2 separate regions of the Homo sapiens genome follow, and region 2 is linked to region 1. Evidence: chromatin contacts called from ENCODE Hi-C or POLR2A ChIA-PET data. All regions are on one chromosome and are shown on one strand. The core of a region is the stretch at or near the end of the contact, and the rest is flanking DNA. Distances in the headings are between cores, read along the strand shown. Region 1 holds the start of CYP4F11 (cytochrome P450 family 4 subfamily F member 11). Region 2 holds the start of UCA1 (urothelial cancer associated 1).

Evidence for each region. Hi-C counts contacts between places; a loop is a spot of excess contacts on that map. ChIA-PET counts read pairs that join two places held with the same protein, here RNA polymerase II (POLR2A).
Region 2: a map of PC-9 shows a loop between it and region 1 (2.5-fold over the local background). The contact joins the promoter of UCA1 here to the promoter of CYP4F11 in region 1. A Hi-C loop is called at or near these places in 1 of 168 maps with a recorded cell type or tissue (PC-9). POLR2A ChIA-PET finds 5 or more read pairs at or near these places in 1 of 52 experiments (PC-9).

The regions. Positions count from the first base shown.
Region 1 is chr19:15,930,746-15,937,374 of GRCh38, reverse strand. CYP4F11 (cytochrome P450 family 4 subfamily F member 11) reads left to right here and starts at 2,846. Exons shown (of 12, transcript NM_021187.4): 1 at 2,846-3,164. The coding sequence starts at 2,967.
Region 2 is chr19:15,826,133-15,832,761 of GRCh38, reverse strand. UCA1 (urothelial cancer associated 1) reads right to left here and starts at 3,815. Exons shown (of 3, transcript NR_015379.3): 1 at 3,424-3,815; 2 at 1,406-1,507. LOC124900418 (collagen alpha-1(I) chain-like) reads right to left here and starts at 3,815. Exons shown (of 3, transcript XM_047439793.1): 1 at 3,424-3,815; 2 at 1,406-1,507. RefSeq lists an enhancer at 3,372-4,571.

The DNA of each region.
Region 1 (6,629 bases), core at 1,597-4,096:
CTTCTGTGTCCCTATAACCCCGCCTGTTCATCAAACTCTGGCTTTGCTCCCTGAGCCTAACAGGGATGGAACTGCCAGTAGGTGAGGTCTGTCCTTGCAGAGGGAGTAGGGATTTTGGGGGATGCACCCTACCCCACTGAGGCTGTAGGGCCAGGAGCCTGAATCCCCTGGTTGATTGAGCTGGCAGTGGTGGTGGGGTGGGGGAGGCTTTGGGGCTCCCCAACACCCAGCCAGTGTCAGGAGCACTGTCTTCCCTGCCCTCCTGCTTAGCAGCTGTGCTAGGAGCCCCATCCTTCAAGCACCCCCTCACCCAAGTCCACCCGGCAGGGCAATTCTGGACAGGATACAAGGAGGGCCAGGAGGGGAGCCCTGGGTCTGCTGGGTGGAGCATCCGGGGTGTGGGAGGAGGAGCCAGGTGCTGATTCAAAGACCTCAAGATATTTCCCCTCTGGGACCATGACATTGCCTGAGATTCCTCCATTTATACATGTCCCTGTATTAATATGGCATTGACCCTAATGAATGGGTGCAGAACAGCATGGCAGAGGAAAAAGGTTTGGGCTTGAGGATCTCACAAACCTGGCTTCCTGTGAGCTCTGTAACTTGGGCTAGAGGCCTGCCCTCTCTGAGACTCAGTTTGCTCTTTTGTTAAATGGATGCATTCCCTTCTCTGGATGCCATCACTCAGGTCTCTCCAACAATCCCAGGGCTCTGGCTCAGAGAACCGAGGGGAGGTTGGTGTGAAGGCTTTGGGCATGGTGACGCGGGTGAGCATCTGACATGAGCAGGTGCACTTGACCTAGAGTAGGTGGAACACAGTAGGCATGCTTTACCTAGAGCCCCTGCCACATAGTAGGAGTGCTTTGTGGAGAGTGCCTTGCACACAGTAGGCATTCTTTATGTCAAGAACTTTACATAGAGTAGTTTTACTTTATGTGGAGCACTTGACACACAGAAAAAACACTTTATATAGAGCATCTGGCACACAGTAGGTGTGCATTATGTAGAGTACCGGCCACACAGAGTCAGAGTTTATGAAGAGTACCCAGCATCCAGAGTAGGCACGCTTTATGTAGAGCACTTGACACACAGAAAGAACACTTTATGTAGAGCATCTGGCATACAGTAGGTGTGCTTTATGTAGAGTACCGGACACATGGAGTCACAGTTTATGAAGAGTACCCAGCACCCAGAGTAGGCACGCTTTATGTAGAGCACTTGACACACAGTAGGTGCACTTGACATAGATCACCAGGCACGTAGTAAACATGCTCTACATAGAACATCTGACACACAGTAGGTGTGTTTTATATAGAGCAGCAGGTGCAGAGTAGGTACACTTTACATAAGTTACTCCGCACAAATTTCACTTTATATAGAGGACCGAGAACAAAGAAGCAAGATTTTCTGTAGAGCGCCCAGCACACAGTGGACACACTTTTCATAGAGCACTTGGCACACAGTACACAACATGTATACAGAGTACCTGGCACATGGTAGGTGTGCTTTATTTAGAGTCCAGTACACAGTAAAAGAACTTTGCATATTGTCTTTTGCAAAGAGCAGAGACTGACACACAGCAGCTAAAGTGCTAGCTGCCAGCCCCTTCCCTTCACTCCCTCCTCAGAATCTTTCATCTGTCCCCATCTAAGGCCCATTTTCCTGTGATCCCTCCTCTGTCCCCCTCTAAGGCCTTATCTGACATCCCATTTCCCAGATGGGAAGCCTGAGTCCAGGAGGGGCTCACTACCCACAGTTAGGGCAAGGGGAGGGCAGAATAAGGACTCCACTCAGGGTCCCCCATCTCTGCCCTCCTGTCCCTGGCCCCATCCACTCATGGCCCCTCTCAGCCTTACCTCCCATCTCCCCTCTCTGTCCTCCTATGCTGAACCTAGCCTCCAGGTATTCTCCTCCAGCGGGGCTCTTTATCTCTAAAATCTGACCGGGTAATCCCCAGCACAGTTAGATAGTTTGTTCCTACTCCTGTCAGTCATGTCTCGACCCAGGCCCTGGGTTGCCTGGAGGCAGGACTTGAACTCCTGCCAGACTGTGAAGCCAGAGGCCAGGAGCTTCTGTCTCTGAATCTCCTAAGTCTGCACTGAGAAATGGTGCATGATGAACTCCTGGACCACATGTGGAGAGGAGCTCAGAACATGATCTGGCACAATGGTTGGCCTGGCCCCACTCTCTTGCCACCTGAACTCTCAAGTTCATGACTTTATCTGCCACACTCTTGCCTTGGAAGGGCAAGGTGGCTGTAAACTTTGGGGCTCAGAGTCACCTTTGACTCTTCCTCAAGATCCCCTCCCACTCAGGTGTGAGATGTTGAGACCTGCGGATCCTGTGCCCATGCTGTGTCACCCTGAGCTGGCTCCTCTGCACCCAGCTGGCCCTACGCCAGGTTTTGGTTGGTTGCCCAGGCTTGGAAGACACACCCAGTCCATGGGGATTGGCTCGACCAGCCCAGCCCAGCCTCGCCTCCCACAGCCTTCCGGAAATCAGGGGCCAGAGGCAAAGACCTCCTAGCAGAGGGGGAGAGGAGGGTATGTGGGACAAGCTGCTTCTGATAGGAGCCAGGCTGGCAGTGGCAGGGCTGGAGGGTCCTGGCCTGGGATGGGGAGGGGACTGCCCAAGGTTGGGGTGGGTCAAGGCTGCTGGCCTGGGAGACTGGTGATTTCCTGGTAACTGGACCCCTGGCAACCTCCCAGTGATTCAGGCTGGGCCTTTTTGGATTCTAATCAGCCTCTCTCTCTCTTTCCCTTTCTGTGTAACTGGAGGCCACTTGGCTGCTGGTTTTCATTGGGCATTTCTGGACTTTAGATCTCAGCTCTTGTTTACCCATCTCAGAGCCTTCCCTGATCTGCCTCCAGCACTGCCCATCCTTGCCCCTTTCCACTGTCCTTGGAGCTTCCTGGGCCCTTCCCTGGGCCTCAGGATCCCACCCTCCATCCCGTCTGCCCTGCAGGATGCCGCAGCTGAGCCTGTCCTGGCTGGGCCTCGGGCCCGTGGCAGCATCCCCGTGGCTGCTTCTGCTGCTGGTTGGAGGCTCCTGGCTCCTGGCCCGCGTCCTGGCCTGGACCTACACCTTCTATGACAACTGCCGCCGCCTCCAGTGTTTTCCTCAACCCCCGAAACAGAACTGGTTTTGGGGACACCAGGGCCTGGTGAGTTTGTCAGCAGGACGGGTCTGGGGTCTCAGGATGCATGGAGTTCCTGAGGGGCAGGAATGGGGCTCAGGGAGCTGGGTTTTGAGGGTGGCTGGGGTGTGGGAACACAGAGAAGAGAGGGAGGCAGCTCACTCATTCCTCTGCCCACTCACTCATTCCTCTCCCCGCTCACTCATTCCTCTGCCCACTCACTCATTCCTCTGCCCACTCACTCATTCCTCTCCCCGCTCACTCATTCCTCTCCCCGCTCACTCATTCCTCTCCCCGCTCACTCATTCCTCTCCCCGCTCACTCATTCCTCTGCCCACTCACTCATTCCTCTTCTCGCTCACTCATTCCTCTGCTCACTCACTCATTCCTCTCCTCACTCACTCATTCTTCTCCTCACTCACTCATTCTTCTCCTCACTCACTCATTCCTCTGCTCACTCACTCATTCCTCTCCTCACTCACTCATTCTTCTCCTCACTCACTCATTCCTCTCCTCACTCACTCATTCTTCTCCTCACTCACTCATTCTTCTCCTCACTCACTCATTCCTCTCCTCACTCACTCATTCTTCTCCTCACTCACTCATTCCTCTCCTCACTCACTCATTCTTCTCCTCACTCACTCATTCTTCTCCTCACTCACTCATTCCTCTCCTCACTCACTCATTCTTCTCCTCACTCACTCATTCCTCTCCTCACTCACTCATTCTTCTCCTCACTCACTCATTCCTCTCCTCACTCACTCATTCTTCTCCTCACTCACTCATTCCTCTCCTCACTCACTCATTCTTCTCCTCACTCACTCATTCCTCTCCTCACTCACTCATTCCTCTCCTCACTCACTCATTCCTCTCCTCACTCACTCATTCTTCTCCTCACTCACTCATTCTTCTCCTCACTCACTCATTCCTCTCCTCACTCACTCATTCCTCTCCTCACTCACTCATTCCTCTCCTCGCTCACTCATTCCTCTCCCCGCTCACTCATTCCTCTCCTCACTCACTCATTCCTCTCCTCACTCACTCATTCCTCTCCTCACTCACTCATTCCTCTCCCCACTCACTCATTCCTCTCCCCGCTCACTCATTCCTCTCCTCGCTCACTCATTCCTCTCCTCACTCACTCATTCTTCTCCTCACTCACTCATTCCTCTCCTCACTCACTCATTCCTCTCCTCACTCACTCATTCCTCTCCTCACTCACTCATTCCTCTCCTCACTCACTCATTCCTCTCCTCACTCACTCATTCCTCTCCTCACTCACTCATTCTTCTCCTCACTCACTCATTCCTCTCCTCACTCACTCATTCCTCTCCTCACTCACTCATTCCTCTCCTCACTCACTCATTCCTCTCCTCACTCACTCATTCCTCTCCTCACTCACTCATTCCTCTCCTCACTCACTCATTCCTCTCCTCACTCACTCATTCCTCTCCTCACTCACTCATTCCTCTCCTCACTCACTCATTCCTCTCCTCACTCACTCATTCCTCTCCTCACTCACTCATTCCTCTCCTCACTCACTCATTCCTCTCCTCACTCACTCATTCCTCTCCTCACTCACTCATTCCTCTCCTCACTCACTCATTCCTCTCCTCACTCACTCATTCCTCTCCTCACTCACTCATTCCTCTCCTCACTCACTCATTCCTCTCCTCACTCACTCATTCTTCTCCTCACTCACTCATTCTTCTCCTCACTCACTCATTCCTCTCCTCACTCACTCATTCCTCTCCTCACTCACTCATTCCTCTCCCCGCTCACTCATTCCTCTCCCCGCTCACTCATTCCTCTCCTCGCTCACTCATTCCTCTCCTCACTCACTCATTCCTCTCCCCGCTCACTCATTCCTCTCCCCGCTCACTCATTCCTCTCCTCGCTCACTCATTCCTCTCCTCGCTCACTCATTCCTCTCCTCGCTCACTCATTCCTCTCCTCACTCACTCATTCCTCTCCCCACTCACTCATTCCTCTCCCCGCTCACTCATTCCTCTCCTCGCTCACTCATTCCTCTCCTCGCTCACTCATTCCTCTCCTCACTCACTCATTCCTCTCCTCACTCACTCATTCTTCTCCTCACTCACTCATTCCTCTCCTCACTCACTCATTCTTCTCCTCACTCACTCATTCCTCTCCTCACTCACTCATTCTTCTCCTCACTCACTCATTCCTCTCCTCACTCACTCATTCTTCTCCTCACTCACTCATTCCTCTCCTCACTCACTCATTCCTCTCCTCACTCACTCATTCCTCTCCTCACTCACTCATTCCTCTCCTCACTCACTCATTCCTCTCCTCACTCACTCATTCCTCTCCTCACTCACTCATTCCTCTCCTCACTCACTCATTCCTCTCCTCACTCACTCATTCCTCTCCTCACTCACTCATTCCTCTCCTCACTCACTCATTCCTCTCCTCACTCACTCATTCCTCTCCTCACTCACTCATTCCTCTCCTCACTCACTCATTCCTCTCCTCACTCACTCATTCCTCTCCTCGCTCACTCATTCCTCTCCTCGCTCACTCATTCCTCTCCTCGCTCACTCATTCCTCTCCTCGCTCACTCATTCCTCTCCTCGCTCACTCATTCCTCTCCTCGCTCACTCATTCCTCTCCTCACTCACTCATTCCTCTCCTCGCTCACTCATTCCTCTCCTCGCTCACTCATTCCTCTCCCCGCTCACTCATTCCTCTGATGTGCCATCCCAAGTCTTTCTCACCTCCCTGTCCTCCCACTCCAGCCTGCTTGGATCTTTTTCCTGCCTGTCTTCCCTGTGTTACTGCACCTCTGAGGGTCTCCTGTGGGAGTGGTATGGGTGCACAGAGCAAAGATCTCCTGGCATTTGCACCTTCTCCACTGCTGGACTTGAGGCCTCCTGAGTCTACTGTCCAGGGACTACTCCCTGCCTGGCCCATTTGCTTGTGTCTGCCCATCTCTGTGCTGCTGCTTTCTCACAGGAATTAGCTCTGAGCCCCTTTCCATACGCAGGGACACAGAGGGTCCAGAAGAGAAGTGTGGGCAGTCTCCCGCTGCCTCCTTTTCTGGAGGCACCTTCCTCCTATCTTGCTCTTCCTCACTAACATGTCCCAGTCGGCCTTGTTACCTGCCTGAATAAAAGTTGGCCACTCCCTTCTCTTTTCAGAAGCTGTCCTTGACTCCGCAGACCTTGGCCTCCGACTTAGACCTGCTCTCCCATTTGGGGGACATGGCCTTGGTCTGCTCACTTGTAAATGGCAAAATTGATGGGCGTGTCCATCGGTGCAGTGGAGGGTGAATAGGACACACTAGCACAGAGCCTGGCCTGCAGGAGGTGCTTACTGTAGACAGTTAAGAGTCACTCCTCTACGCCTGGGGGCTGCTGAGAATGGAATGTCCCCAGTGTGGGAGGAACAGCCGCTGGTGGGGACCAGCCAGGACGTGAAAGGGATGTAGGAACCAGCCTCAGGGACATGTCCTGAGGCCACACTGCTGTC
Region 2 (6,629 bases), core at 2,566-5,065, 110 kb after region 1:
TGGCTCCTGTGTGAGAACTCCAGCAGCACAGCCTTGTGTTTCAGCTGTGTGTAAGGAAAAAGGTTGGGACAAGTCAGGGAGTGCTAGTGTGGGAGCTGTTTCTAGGGCCTTTTTGAGAGAATGAAAGGAAGCATGGGGAAAGGACTTATGGTCTATGGGATCAGCTAAATTACCTTTAGTGAGTTTGTAAAGCAGTTTGGTTAGAATGGCAAAACCTTGGTACCCAGAGTCGGAAGTATCCAACAACGCCTAAGAAGGAAAGGAGTTGTTGTTTGGTGGTGGGGAATAGGGTCTGGGAGATTAACTGAACACAGTCTGCAGGAAGAGTGCGTGTATGTTGATGGAGGACTATGTCGAGATATGTAACACTAGGGGAGGAAATATGAGCTTTAGAGGGGGATACTCAGTACCCCTTTGAGTAGAGATATTGAAGAAGTAGGATAGGATAGTGTCCTGCTGGGAAGATTGGTAAGAAGGGCTGCAAAGAAGAAGGTCTTCAACATATTGAATAAGGTGGGAGGCAGATGGGCAGAAAGAAAGTCATGAGAGAGGGCCTGACCAAAGTAGTGTGGGCTGTCCCTGAAACTTTGGGGTCGGACAATCCAGGTGAATTGCTGGGACTGGTGGGTGTCAGGGTCAGTCCAAGTAAAGGTGAAAAGAGGTTGGGAGGAGGGATGCAAGGGGATGGTAAAGAAGGCATCTTTGAGGTGGATAACAGAATAATGAGTTGTGGAAGGGGGTGTCGAGGAGAGGAGAGTATAGGGTTTGGCACAACAGGATGGATGGGAAGGACAATCTGATTTATGAGGTGAAGGTCTTGAACTAGCCTCTAGGACTTGTCCGGTTTCTGGATGGGTAGGATAGGGGAGTTGTAAGGAGAATTTGTAGGCTTCAAAAGGCCACGTTGTAACAGGCAAGTGATAACAGGCTTCAGTTCCCTTTAAAGCCTGCTGCGGGCTGGGATACTGGTATTGAGCAGGGTAAGGGTGATTAGGTTTTAATGGAATGGTAAGGAGTGCATGGTCAGTTGCCAAAGAAAGAGTAGAAGTATCCTATACTTGAGGATTAAGGTGGGGAGATACAAGGGGAGGATGCGAAAGAGGCCTTGAATTGGGGAAAAGGACAGCAATGGGGTGTGGCTGTAGCCCAGCAATAGTCAGGGAAGCAGATAATGTGGTTAAAATATCTCAGCCTAATAAGGGAACTGGGCAGGTGGGGTTAACTAAAAAGGAGTGCATAAAAGAATGTTGTCCAAGTTGGCACCAGAGTTGGGGAGTTTTAAGGGGTTTAGAAGCTTGGCCGTCAATACCCACGGCAGTTACGGGGGCAAAGGAAACAGGCCCTTGAAAAGAAGGTAATGTGGGGTGGGTAGCCCCCGTATTGATTAAAAAGGGGATGGACTTACCCTCCACCGTAAGAGTTACCCGAAGCTCGGCATCTGTGATGGTCCAAGGGGCTTCTGAGGCGATCGGGCAGCATCAGTCTTCAGCCACTAAGCCGAGGAGATCTGGGAAGGAGTCAGCCAGAGAGCTTTGAGCCAGAGCTCCAGGGACCCTAGAAGGGGCTGTGATATTAGTTGGACAGTCCGATTTCCAGTGGGGTCCCGCACAGGTGGGACAGGCTTAGGAGGAATCCCGGGCTGCAGGCATTCCTTGGCCCAGTGGCCAGTTTTGCGGCACTTGAAGCAAGGTCCATGAGATGGTTTTAAAGGAGTGCCTAGAGGCTGTGGTTTGGTTGCTCTGAAGTTTTTGTGTGCTGAAGGCATGGCTGGGGTTTGTCTTACAGCAGAGGCAAGCAATTGCAGCTCTGAAAGACGTTGCTGCTTGGCTGCCTCTTCTCTATTGTTGAACACCTTGAAGGCGAGATTGATTAATTCCTGTTGTGGGGTTTGAGGGCCAGATTCCAATTTTTGAAGCTTTTTTTGTAATGTCAGGAGCTGACTGAGTGATAAAATGCATATTGAGAATAAGATGGCCTTCTGGCCCTTCAGGGTCTAGGGCTGTAAAGTTTCTAAGGGTAGCCACCAAACGGGCCATGAACTGGGCTGGATTTTCATCTTTACCTTGGGTGGCTTCTTAAAGCTTGTCATAATTAACAGCTTTGTATGCTGCCTTTTTCAGCCCTTCAGCTAGGCAAGAGACCATGTAATCTCGCCTAGCTATACCTGGGGAGCCTGTCTGGTATTCCCATCAAGGATCCTCTCAGGGAACTGCCCTGATGCCTTCTTGGAGGTCTGGCTCATGATGCCGGCGGGTGTTAGCGTGAGATTGGGCTAGGGTATAAACTCTTTCCTGCTCATCTGGGGAGAGGGTAGAGGTCAGGATGACATTTAGGTCACTGCAGGTTAAAGTGTAGGACTGAGTCAAATATTGGAATTCCTGTGTATATTTAGTGGGGTCTGATGAGAAAGAGCCCAGACGCTGACTGATTGGGAAAGGTCTGATAGAGAAAAAGGTATATGAACCTTTACTGTGCCCTCAGCTCCAGCCACCTCTCTATGAGGAAATTGTTGGGCAGGTGGGGGAGAGCTAGTCATGGAATGAAACTAAGCCTGACCAAGTTTGAGGAGGGGAGGTGATAGAAGAATTATAAGATGGGGGAGCGGAGGCTGAGGAAGAATTGGGACTTGATTCAGCCTGCCAAGGAGTGGCCTGGGGAGGGGGAGAGAGGTCAGAGGGGTCTGCAGAAAAGGGGGATTCAGGGGACTCTGAGGTTGGGGTAGAGACTGAAGGAACGGACGGGAGAGAAAGAAGAAAAATTTGGGATGAGTCACATTGGGAGCAGAGGCTTGGGAGGGAGCGAAGTGTAAAAAATGCCTGGACGCAAGGCACCTCAGACCATGTGCCCATTTTTTGACAAAAATGATCTAGGTCTTGTAGGATGGAGAAATCAAAAGTGCCGTTTTCTGGCCACTTGGAACCATTGTCAAGTTTATATTGCGGCCAAGCAGTATTGCAGAAGAAAATAAGACGTTTGAGTTTTATATCAGGTGTTAGTTTAAGAGAAGTTTTTAAGTACACAGGCTAAGGGGGAAGAGGGAGGAATGGAGGGCGGAAGATTGCCCAAAGTGAAGGAGGTAAGTTTAAAGAGAGAAGTAGAGACACGGAGAAGGGCGGGGGTGAGCAGCCAAAGCAGGCGTCCCCGCAAATGACTTGCCACCATGGGAATGTGGGTGAATGACCAAGGCAGGCATCCCCAAGGTGATCAGACACCAGTGGAATGTGGGTGAATAATTAGGCAGGCGTCCCCGCAGTGATTAGACACCAAGGGAAGACTGTCTTCCTGAGTCTGTGACCAGCGCCAGAGTTTTGGGTCCACGGATAAAATGTGTCTCCTTTGTCTCTACTAGAGAAGAAAAAGACTGGACAGGGAGATTGGAGGGTAGCGACAGAGGCTGGAGAAAAGAGTGAAGAGACCACTTACCCGATTTGAAATTGGTGAGATGTTCCTTGGGCTGGTCTGAGGACCCGAGGTCGCAGGTGGATCTCTTCACGGAATGAGGGCCAGGACAGGGGGCCGGTCTCACGAAGGAGTCCCCCTGGCCCAGATTTTGGCACCAAGTGTCAAGCATGTCCGTATAGAAGACCACCTAAACAGGCTTTGTGTGAGCAACAAGGCTGTTAATTCACTTGGGTGCAAGTGGGCTGAGTCTGAAAAGAGAGTCAGCGAAGGGAGATAGGAGAGGGGCAGCTTTATAGGGCTGGGGTAGGCTGTGGAAAGTTACAGTTAAAGGTGGTTATCTGTTGTCAGCAGAGGAGGGAGTCACAAGGTGCATGGTGGAGAGATGATGGGACTCATTGTCCAGAAGAATGTCACAGGGTCGATTGATCAGTTGGGGCAGGGCAGGAACACGTCATAATGGTGGAATGTCGTAAGGTGGGTTAATTAGTTAAGGCAGGAATTGGCTGTTTCACTTCCTTGTTTTTCAGCTGCTCCAGACTTCTTGGCTCCTGTAGGCCACCTGGACATATATGTGCAGGTCACAGGGGTTACAATGGCTGAGCTTCGGCTCAGAGGCCTGACAGTTCCCTTTTGGAAACGTTACAGGGTGATGTGACCTCAGCCCACCCTCTTATCTTTTCCTGGTCCTGGGTTTCAGAACTGCCTGGGGCTCATCTGAGATGCCCACAAGCTGCCGGGTCTCTTGGAGGGTCATGAATATCAGCTCCTGGGTCATTTCTTCCCAGAGGACAGCCTGAGATGTGCCTGTGGGGCCTCTCAGGGGAGCCGCCGGGTGCACCCCCTCCCCCTACCTCCCGGGAGGGAGGAGTCCCCTGGTATCTCCCTCCGTCATCTAAAAGGAAACCCCTTAGGACATTTAGCTTTTCTCACCCCAAGCCCAGTTTTCACTTCTTGGAAATACCTCTCTGGTCAGCCACTCAGATGCTGCTATTGAAGGGAAAAGACTGGAATGATCCCTGTCCTTTGAATCCTCTTAGCCTAGTGAAGGGAGAAAACTATGGCTAAGGACAGGAAAACCACCTTCACTGAGGTGACGCAAAAAGCTGAAACGCACACAATGCAGTGTCTTCTGGGAGGGTGGTCACTGAGTATATATGTGAGCAGCACAGGGTTTGGGGCATGTCTGAGGTTATATAGGATGACCTGATCTGACACTTGAGTCAGACTTGCCGGTATTCCAGTTTGCCCTACCCCTCCCTGGGTTTGTCACCTTGAAAATTTTTTTTTCACTTACTTACTTATAATAGAGTCAGGGTCTCACTACATTGCCTAGGCTGACCTCAAACTCCCGGGCTCAAGCGATCTTCCTGCCTCAAACTCCCAAAGTGCTGGGATTACAGGTGTGAGCCACTGCACCCAGCCTGAACCTCAGTTTTTAAAAAATTAAATATCAAATGGATTTTATTAGTAGAGTTTGATAGACAAGATAGAATATATCCAAGGAGGCAAGAAAGAGGTGTATTTCAGAAAAAAAAGAAAAAAGAAAAGAAATGTCTAGCCTTATATTTCATCCATTAATTTTTTTTTTTTTTGAGACAGAGTCTTGATCTGTTGCCCAGCCTGGAGTACAGTGGTGCCATCTCGGCTCACTGCAACCTCCGCCTCCCAGGTTCAAGTGATTCTCCTGCCTCAGCCTCCGGAGTAGCTGGGATTACAGGCACCTGCCACCACACCTGGCTAATTTTTGTATTTTTAGTAGAGATGGTGTTTCACCATGTTTGCCAGGCTGGTCTCGAACTTCTGACCTCAAATGATCCACCGGCTGGCCTCCCAAAGTGCTCGGATTACAGGCATGAGCCACCCATCATCCGATAAAGCTTTTAATTTACATTTTGTCTTACCCAGATGGCGTGTGATACATTTCTCATATTTGTTCTTTTCTTTTGGGTGATTTCAAATGGAATTCCAGGGCTTAGCCTTGAGAAGGCTACTGGGGCTGAGAATCTCAGCAAAGTAAGGAAAATCACTCTTCCATTATGGCTGCAGCGAAATGAATACATTTCCACAATAAAGTGTCATAGTTAAATTGGTAAATTACAAAGATTCATTAAAACATCCATTTTTCTCCTTTCCAGAGTGAGAACTTGTGACGGTGAATAACTCTTCTCTTTCCTGGTACCTGGACTTCAGAGATTAATACAAAACCCTGTGGGTCAGGACTTGGCAACACCAAGAAGCATTCAAATATAATGATTTATTCAACTGTGTATTGTCATGGAAATAATAATTAAATGGCACATCTTTGTTGTCTGAAAGGGATAGATACTTGTGCTTCTCTTGTTGAGCTATATAAAATACAAGCGCCTTACAATTTGTCTTCCCTGCCTATCTATATGGACACTGAGTTTGAGGGATTTTGTTGGTTTCTTCAAACGCTGAGTATTTTCTTTTAAAAGTAAGTGAATTATCTTGACTCGAGAGCCGAAACCCTCACACAGTGACTTCATGTTAAGGCGACTCTTGAAAAAGCATCTCAGCTGGGCGTGGTGGCTCACGCCTGTAATCCCAGCTCTTTGGGAGGCCAAGACGGGTAGATCACTTGAAGTCAGGAGTTCAAGACCAGCCTGAGTAACATGGCAAAACTCTGTCTCTACTAAAAATACAAAAATTAGCTGGGCGTGGTGGCAGAAACCTGTAATCCCAGCTACTCAGGAGGCTGAGGCAGGAGAATTGCTTGAATCCCAGGGCGGGCAGAGGTTGGAGTGACCTGAGATCACGACGTCACTGCCTCCAGCCTGGGCGATAGAGCAAGACTCAGTCTCAAAAAAAAAAAAAAAAAAAAAAAAAAGAAAGAAAAAGAAAAAACACCTCAAAGGTTAGGAATGATTCTTTCACAGGGAGGAGCAAACAAGATTAGAGAGAAGGTGATGGTGGTGGTGGTGGTGGTTGGCAGGGAGATGACAGAGACCAGAAGAAAGCTTTATCCTAAGGTCTGCCTCTTCTTCGGAGGGAAATAAAGAAGGCCTTGTATTTTGGCTAAGGGTGGGTTAAACATTTGCCTTAGGTTTAAAAAAAATTAAAACAAATTTAAAGATCTACTTAGCTTTTATTCGCAATTCCTGAACCGAAGAAGCATCCCATTCTATAAAATAGAATAAGAACTCCTGCTTTGTATAATGGAATAGGTGATTCTTGTAAGAGGAACAACAAAACAGAACAATTTAAAA